2 separate regions of the Homo sapiens genome follow, and region 1 is linked to region 2. Evidence: read pairs that join two places in POLR2A ChIA-PET (ENCODE). Cell type or tissue: K562. All regions are shown on one strand.

Evidence for each region. ChIA-PET counts read pairs that join two places held together with the same protein. Peaks named below come from ENCODE experiments on the same cell type or tissue, not always from the same donor. Only the 100,000 strongest peaks of a DNase experiment are listed, where the experiment ranks them.
Region 1: POLR2A ChIA-PET joins it to region 2 with 10 read pairs; 15 of 35 experiments call an interaction of 5 or more read pairs at or near these places.

Annotation. Positions count from the first base shown.
Region 1 is chr1:223,838,531-223,842,530 of GRCh38, reverse strand. The region is part of intron 1 of TP53BP2 (tumor protein p53 binding protein 2); the gene reads left to right. Among named protein-coding and RNA genes, the nearest start is that of TP53BP2, 5.4 kb to the left of the region's middle. In K562, no CTCF peak of the experiment used is centred here; no DNase peak of the experiment used is centred here.
Region 2 is chr1:223,770,345-223,774,344 of GRCh38, reverse strand. It overlaps CAPN2 (calpain 2), which reads right to left. Exons shown (of 21, transcript NM_001748.5): 18 at 3,820-3,898; 19 at 2,420-2,536; 20 at 2,106-2,164. LOC105373041 (a long non-coding RNA gene) reads left to right here. Exons shown (of 2, transcript XR_949167.3): 1 at 1-77; 2 at 1,259-1,634. Among named protein-coding and RNA genes, the nearest start is that of CAPN2, 60 kb to the right of the region's middle. RefSeq lists an enhancer at 1,445-2,100. In K562, no CTCF peak of the experiment used is centred here; a DNase peak (open chromatin) is centred at 2,084.

The DNA of each region.
Region 1 (4,000 bases), 68 kb before region 2:
AAGACCAGAAGGCTTGAATTTGCCTGTCACTTGGTCATTGGAGATGCTGTATATTTGGCATGAATGTCCAGCTGTAATGGAAATGCTCTGTATCTTTGCTGTCCAGCATGGCAGTCACCAGCCACATGTGGCTACTGCACTTCAAATGTGGCCAAGGGAACTGAAGAACTGAACCTGAGTTAATTTTAATTATATTTAAATAGCCACATGCCTGGTGGCTACTGTATGACAATGCAGTCAAACCGATGTCATCATATAGCCCTTATATAGATGGTTTTAAGAAAATAATAGCTGGGCCGGGCACGGTGGCTACGCCTGTAATCCCAGCACTTTGGGAGGCCGAGGTGGGTGGATCACGAGGTCAGGAGTTTGAGACCAGCCTGACCAACATGGTGAAACCCCATCTCTACCAAAAATACAAAAATTAGCTGGGCGTGGTGGCGTGTGCCTGTAATCCCAGCTACTCAGGAGGCTGAGGCAGGAGAATCTTGAACCCTAGAGGCGGAGGTTGCAGTGAGCCGAGATCGCGAATCTTGAACCCTTGAGGCGGAGGTTGCAGTGAGCCATTGCATTCTAGCCTGGGGGACAGAGCGAGACTGTCTCAAAAAAAAAAAAAAAGAAAGAGAAAGTAATGGCTTATTTTAAAAAGCTCAGTTGAAGTGATCATAGTTTAATTCCTAAGTTTATGGCATTTTATCTTTCAGTGCTGCAGAGGCATAATTATTTCTAGTTATTTCATGATGCTGCAGAATAAAATTTGAGCTTCTAATTTTGAGGGTCTAGGAAAAAAATGGGATATTACAGTATCTCCTTTAGCAGTTTGACCACCTGATCAGTAGGATTTGTATATTTCTGAGCATAACTGCAAAGTGTGCAGCTCTACAGACCAGTAGCTTAACTTTTGCTTAAATACTTGTATTATTATTTACAAAGGTCTGGTTTTATTTGCACAGATTTGCACAAAACACAACCAAAATTGTGTTTTGAAACTAAAAATCTTTCAAGTTGTGTATTTGAAACATTATATTTGTATGACTTCAAGTTATGTATTTGGAACATTTTATTTGTATGATTATATCATGGTCTGAAAGAATTCTTTTTGCTTGAGTAATAGTGTAGCAAATTAGCTTAGATCAGGCTTTATTCCAGAATAAAGTTTAGATTAGGTCCCTAAAGAGAGGTTCCTATCTTTATAGAATTACAGTTATCAAAGGCTGTTAAACAAATAATCTATTTTTAGAAATGTGCAAAATATTTCTTTTATTTATTTATTTATTTATTTCTTGAGACGGAGTCTCACCACTCTGTAGTCCAGGCTGGAGTGCAGTGGCGCGATCTCGGCTCACTGCAGCCTCCGCCTCCTGGGGTTAAAGCAGTTCTGTGCCTCAGCCTCCCGAGTAGCTGGGATTACAGGCCACGCTCTGCTAATTTTTGTATTTTTTAGTAGAGACAGGGTTTCCCTGTATTGGCCAGGCTGATCTTGAACTCCTGACCCCGTGATCCACTAGCCTCGGCCTCCCAAAGTGCTGGGATTACAGGCATGAGCCACCGCACCCAGGAGCATCTCACATTTCATGTGCGTTAGTTTTGTTGCCTTGTGACTTCAGCTCTTAAAAGCTGAAAGACGTTTGAAAATTTCTGTATTTTTACCTGTTTCAGAGAAACCAGATTTAGACTTTTTAAAAGAAATTTACACAAGCATACACCTGCTTATATTTAACAATTAAGGAGAATGTATTTATCTGGAAGACACATGGAGGGTCATTTATTCGCATACACTGCTTCTAGGAAGAGCTGTGTTCCCTCCGTCTTTATCCCCACCGCCTCAGCAGACAATAAAACAAAACTTTCTTTTCTGGAGCTTTTAAAGAATACTGTAGACCTTTGTCTCTTTTGGTGATCTACCATAGTGTATGGCACTCTTTAAAAAGTCTTTCTGAAGTTAACACTGAGTATTCTTGAAGCTCATGTTATCTAGCCTCTCCTTAGCTTAAATGGGATAACTGCATACCATACCTCTCACCAGCTTTCTCCACAAGGATCTCACAGAATAAGAAGAACAGGAATTAAGAGTTTAGGAATCCAGAGTGTTCTTTTCAGCTCATGCCACTTAAGCCACACATTATTTAAATACTTGTTTTTGATGGTGTGCTAGGTACTGAACAGAACATTCTGTTTAATCAGATGTAATTGAAAAAAGAAAACACAGATGATGTGACTATGTATGAAATGTATAGTTATATTGCAGTGGTAGGTGAGACATTAAAATTCTATGTCTTATTGGGGCAAGCCAAGAAGTTTGGTCATTCGGGGATCCTTTATGAGCATCAAGTTTTAAGTAGTCAGTGATTTCTTAAAACACTTTGCATACCGTCTTACTAAAATAAATGTGTCTTATTAAAGAAATGCAAATTTTAAACATCAGTAGATAATGGGCAGGAAAAGTAGTTTTACAGATTTAGAAACTTTTTTTCTACATAAAATATACTCGAAAACAAATTATTTATTTGGATGATAATCGAACCAGATTTTCAATGAATATGTTCATTGGACCAGTAAGTACTGAACTTTCACTTGTTGTTGTTTTTTTTTAGACAGAGTCTTGCTCTATCACCCAGGCTGGAGTGCAGTGGCGTGGCGCCATCTCAGCTCACTGCAACCTCTGCCTCCTGGGCTCAAGTGATTCTCTAGCAGCAGCCTCCCGAGTAGTTGGGATTACAGGAGTGCGCCACCACACTCAGCTAAATTTTTTTTTCTATTTTTAGTAGAGACAGAGTTTCACCATGTTGGCCAGGCTGGTCTCGAGCTCCTGACCTCAAGTGATCTGCCTCCCAAAGTGCTGGGATTACAGGCGTGAGCCACCGCAGTTGGCCGAACTTTCACTTCAGTTGTTTTTCTGGATACAGATTTATAACTTAATACTACTTTATTTAAATTTCAAACATATCAACCCAAAATTCCTTAAGGCACAAGCATAGAAAAGTGGTAGAAAACCATAATGAATAAACTATTATAGATTACCAGTTTAAACTACTTGTGGTAATAAAAAATGATTAAGGCAATTTACTGTTCTTCCACAGGGGAGTGAACAATTTATATGTAAAAGCAGGGGGAGTGGAAGCTTCACTCTAACTTCCCTCCCAGGGATGAAGAGGAGCCCCCTTTCTGTGCCTCACACTGTGCCTGGTGATTTAGGTTGGTCATCCCGTCTAATCCCCTTATTACACTCTGAAGTTGATCTTCCCACTCTCATTCAACAGATAAGGAATTTGAAGCTCAAAGGGCTTAAGTAATTTGTTTCTGGTCACTAGTAGAAATGAGATTCGAACTGTCTGCCTGCAAACACATACTCTGTTCAAGATGGCAAATGCTTGGGTTAGAATATTTTTATATGTTTGACAGGACAAACAATGGTAATGATGTTCTTTTGGCTAATGGTAACTTCAAAAATTGCTTTTCAAAGCATAACCTTACTGTAGTTTTAAAGTAGAAAAGGAAAAATGGAAAAAAAAAAAAAAGAAAAAAATGGAGACATCGTCCCTTATTTAAATCCATACTGATGAGAAGATTGGCAGATAGTTCTCTTATCAACTTTCAAATGATGTGGAGGTGGTTACCTCCCCCTGGGCAAAGGAAACATCTCAATAGCTATTTCTTCCCACCTCTATCTAATATTACCATAGAGATCTCAGATCTTCCACATCTGCAGGGAAAGAGAAGGGGTGTGATAATTAGCTTTTGTATGAGGGGTGTTGAGTAGTCTTTCCTGAGATGATATCTGTAAATACGGCTTGAAGTTGATGATGTATTAGGTTGGTGCAAAAGTAATTGCGGTTCTTACCATCACCTTTGATGGCAAAACCACAATTACTTTTGGATCACCCTAATAGGAAAGGAGCAGAGTAGGATAGGCATGTTGGGAGAAGTGGAGGACAGGGACGCATAGAATGTCTGCTGTGAGATGACCAGTGACATTCAGCCATTTCCAGTTGCTCGAATG
Region 2 (4,000 bases):
CTGAACGGAGAGCTTCTGAACATGGCTCATCCTTGCAAAGACTACGAGAAGCGAGGATCTCCAGGAACCTGCAAAAGGTAAGGCTTAGGAGTGGCAGGAAAAGCCAGTGGGTAAGAAGATGCTTCTCGGAGGAGATGCGGAGGGAGTGGACTGAGCAGGCAGGCCAGGTGGACCCTGGAGTGGGGGTGGGTGGCTGGGGTAGAATAGGATATCCAGCAAGAATGACAGGCTAGGATTTCCAGAACTTAACATGTGGCATGTTTCGTGTCACAGTTGTGTTGACTCTACTATTTATTTCATTTTAAATTTTTTGAGACAGGGCCTTGCTCTGTCACCCAAGATGGAATGTAGTGGGGAGATCATGGCTCACTGCGGCCTTGACTTCTGGGCTCAGGTGTTCCTCCCACCTTAGCCTCCTGGGTAGCTGGGTCTACAGGCACGCACCACCATGCCTGGCTCATTTTTTTATTTTTTATTTATTTTTTTCTGAGACAGGGTTTTGCTCTTGTTGCCTAGGCTGGAGTGCAGTGGCACCATCTCAGTTCACTGCAACCTCTACCTCCTAGGTTCATGTGATTCTCCTGCCTCAGCCTCCAGAGTAACGTATTTACAGGCACCTGCCACCACGCCCAGCTAATTTTTTTTTTAGATGCAGTTTTGCTCTTGTTGCCCAGGCTGGATGGAGTACAATGGTGCAATCTCAGCTCGCCGCAACCTCCGCCTCCCGGGTTCAAGCAATCCTTTCGCTTCAGCCTCCCGAGTAGCTGGGATTAACAGGCATGTGTCACCACGCCTGGCTAATTTTGTATTTTTAGTAGAGATGGGGTTTCTCCATGTTACTCAGGCTGGTCTCGAACTCCCAACCTCAGGTGATTCGCCCGCCTTGGCCTCCCAAAGTGCTAGGATTATAGATGTGAGCCACCGCGCCCAGCCCTAATTTTTGTATTTTCAGTAGAGACGCGGTTTCACCATGTTGGCCAGGCTGGTCTTGAGCTCCTGACCTCAGGTGATCCACCTGCCTTGGCCTCCCAAAGTGATGGGATTACAGGCATGAACCACTGCGGCCAGCCTAATTTTTTATTTTTTTAGAGATGGGGTTGACTCTACATTGCAATCTAGGGGTAGAGATATTTCCTAGGATATGTAAAGTTTTAAGCAAGTTAGTGTTATTTGTAACCAGATAGACTATATTTTCACTTTGCTAATACAATGCATAATAGCAGAATGAGACAGTTATTTAGTTGCTGCCTTCCTCCAGAGTTCAAAATCCATGGAAAAGAGCTGCCAGTGCCTTAGACCTGCCCTCCTCACCACTTCACTCCTCTGTTACACGGACAGGACTGACAACTGCCATTCTCACCCAGTGTCAGCCACTTCGCCCGGCCCTCTGTGGCCTTCCCTGAGTATAGAGGAAATGCTGACTGGAGCCAGGTGATAATGGAAGTATACCCCACCTGGCTTCTTTCTTTCAGTGAGAGAACTTCCTGTCATTGGGATGACACGAGAACATTTTACGCTTTGCTTTTTGTGAAATTAGCATACCCACTTAATTCAGATTGATGATCATTTCAGAGATGTGTATTGCTAGGGTTCCAGACACATGAGTGCAATAACAATAATAAATGGCAAACGTATTTACTAGTATTGGTTTTATCTTAAACGGGGAGGGAGTAGAGAAAACTAATTTGCTTAAAGTATTTTAAGTAGATCCACTCTAAGAATGATGGATCTTCCCAAAACCCAACTTGAATTTCAGCTGAAGGATTTCTTTATATAAACATGTTCTCCCTTGCATGCTAATCAGGAGTTCATTTTTCTAAGCATGATCCTGCAGCCACTCCTTAGTTTAACCTTGAGCTACACTCAAGTCAAAGCTCATGAGAAGAGGGAGCCAGGCGTGCATTTTGGACTTGAGAATAGGTGGTTGGAAAACAACTGCAAGTAAAAGTGCATTGTGGGATCTTACAACCGGTTACAGGCCTGGCCCCGACAGACCAAGAGCTCTTTAAAGCAAAACTTGAAAAAGCAGATCACTCAAGTAACAGCCCTTTCCGCCCCATGCCTCCCCCATCCCCTTAGAAGCAAGGCGGGGCCTGCTGACTCACAGAGATAAGGTCGAGCTCTATTGTTCCAGTATTCTCGGGATCCAGCTGCTTAAATATCTCTGTGGAGGGAGAAAAAGAGGGTGTCACAAGTGAGTGAGCTGAAACAGATCACATTATCCTCTTTTCAGTTCAGCAACTGACTTCACTGACCACCATACATGCTTTCTTCCTCACCCTCAAATTAGTAAAGAGGGAATTTCATTCTCAACTCCTGGAAGACATGTCTCTAGTTTAGATGATTTCACCGAGGTGAAAGGCAGGCCACTTTAATACCAAGAGAACTGAAATGAGTCATTCCCCAAATATCCACTTACTGAATAGCGTTTCCAGCCGAACCAAACACCGAACAAAATTATCAAAATCGATGATGAGCTGGTCATCTGCAAACCGAGCAACGATGACTTGGTGGAGTTGACAGGGCATCTTGAAACCTGAAGTTACATGAACAAACAAACTCATTGCTAAGCATTAGATTGTTCCATTTAGCTGCGCTCACAGGCTATGAAACTAATGTGGTGATTTAAATGAGGTATAATTGCTTTTGTCCCTTGGCTGCTCTTCTGTGAGACTGGTTTGATTTTGCAAAGCCAGTACCTTCTGCTGTTTCTTTTGTTTTTGAACTGTCCACCTTCACCCTGCCTGTGTCCTTTGCTGACACATAAGTGTTTTCTTGCCTGTTTCTGTTCTCATGGTCACAGTTGCTTCATGTTGTTAACCATGCTGCTGCTGTTTGATTTTTTGTTTAGCTCTCAATCGTCTTGAAGATCAGATTCTTCCTGGATATATGTGAGCAGAAGCTTTCCTGGTAAACTCATAGTAGTTCTCTCTCCTTCCAGAGTAAAATAATTTTTATTGAGCCTATGGCCACCTAGCATCAAGACTGCATGTCCCAGCTTCCTTGCAGTCAACAGAGGCCTTGTGATCAGAGTCTGGCTGGTGGGATGTGTGACCGGAAATGGCCTGTGTGCCCTTAAAGGCAAGGGGCCCTTCTTCTGTCAACCTGTTGGTGGCATGTGTTTGTGGTGGCAGGCTGTCCCAGGTCCCTTGGATGAGGGTGACCCTTGAAGGTCCGGTGGGCATCATGGATGGGGGGAGGCTGGGGGAAGCGTGATCAGATAGTGACATGGTAGGATAGTAGGAGGCACCGTCCTAGCCGTGGACTGCTGGAGCTGGGATTGCTATACGACAGAAAGACATACCTCGTATAAACCAATGTTGTGTGGGGTCTCTGCAGCAGCATTATATTCCAGCAAATAGAATGAACAGCCTCATGCTGACACATTTGTTCCCAAAGCCCAGCAGTCTCCTGCTTTGCTGGTCTACCACTCGCTTGTGTCCTTTTATTGATATCCAATTCTGCTAGGGTCTTACCCTAAGGGCTGAGCTGAGACATTTGATTTCTGCCTAACCAACCCTGCACCAGAAAGGAAGCACCTGGAGGAGGCTGTTGAGACCTGGCTTTGCCTGCTTACTGTGCCAGGCGGCTCCAAAGGAAACTTGGATTCAAGAAGGCACAGAGGGCAGAGCATCCTACTGCATTTAATTTTACCAATTAGTCTTTGAAAGGGGAATGAAAAGGAGGTGTCTGTATTAAACCAGCACCTACTTTATTTTATAGCTTTACCAAATCTTGTGTTATATGGTATAAGATGAGTGTTCACATATTCTACAGACAGATTAAACTAGGAACGAAAATGCAGTTATAAAGGGTTACCTGCTTCTTCTAATGCCTTCCGCATTTCATAGGAATTCATGGTACCAGACCTGTCAACGTCGATTTCTCGGTAAATTTTCTGGAACACATAAGTTAGCTGTAAGAACTATGACCCAAAGCAAAGCTGGCAAGTTACCTCCCTAGTATGTGCTGAGTGGGGATGAAGTTTTTCCAGCTCTGT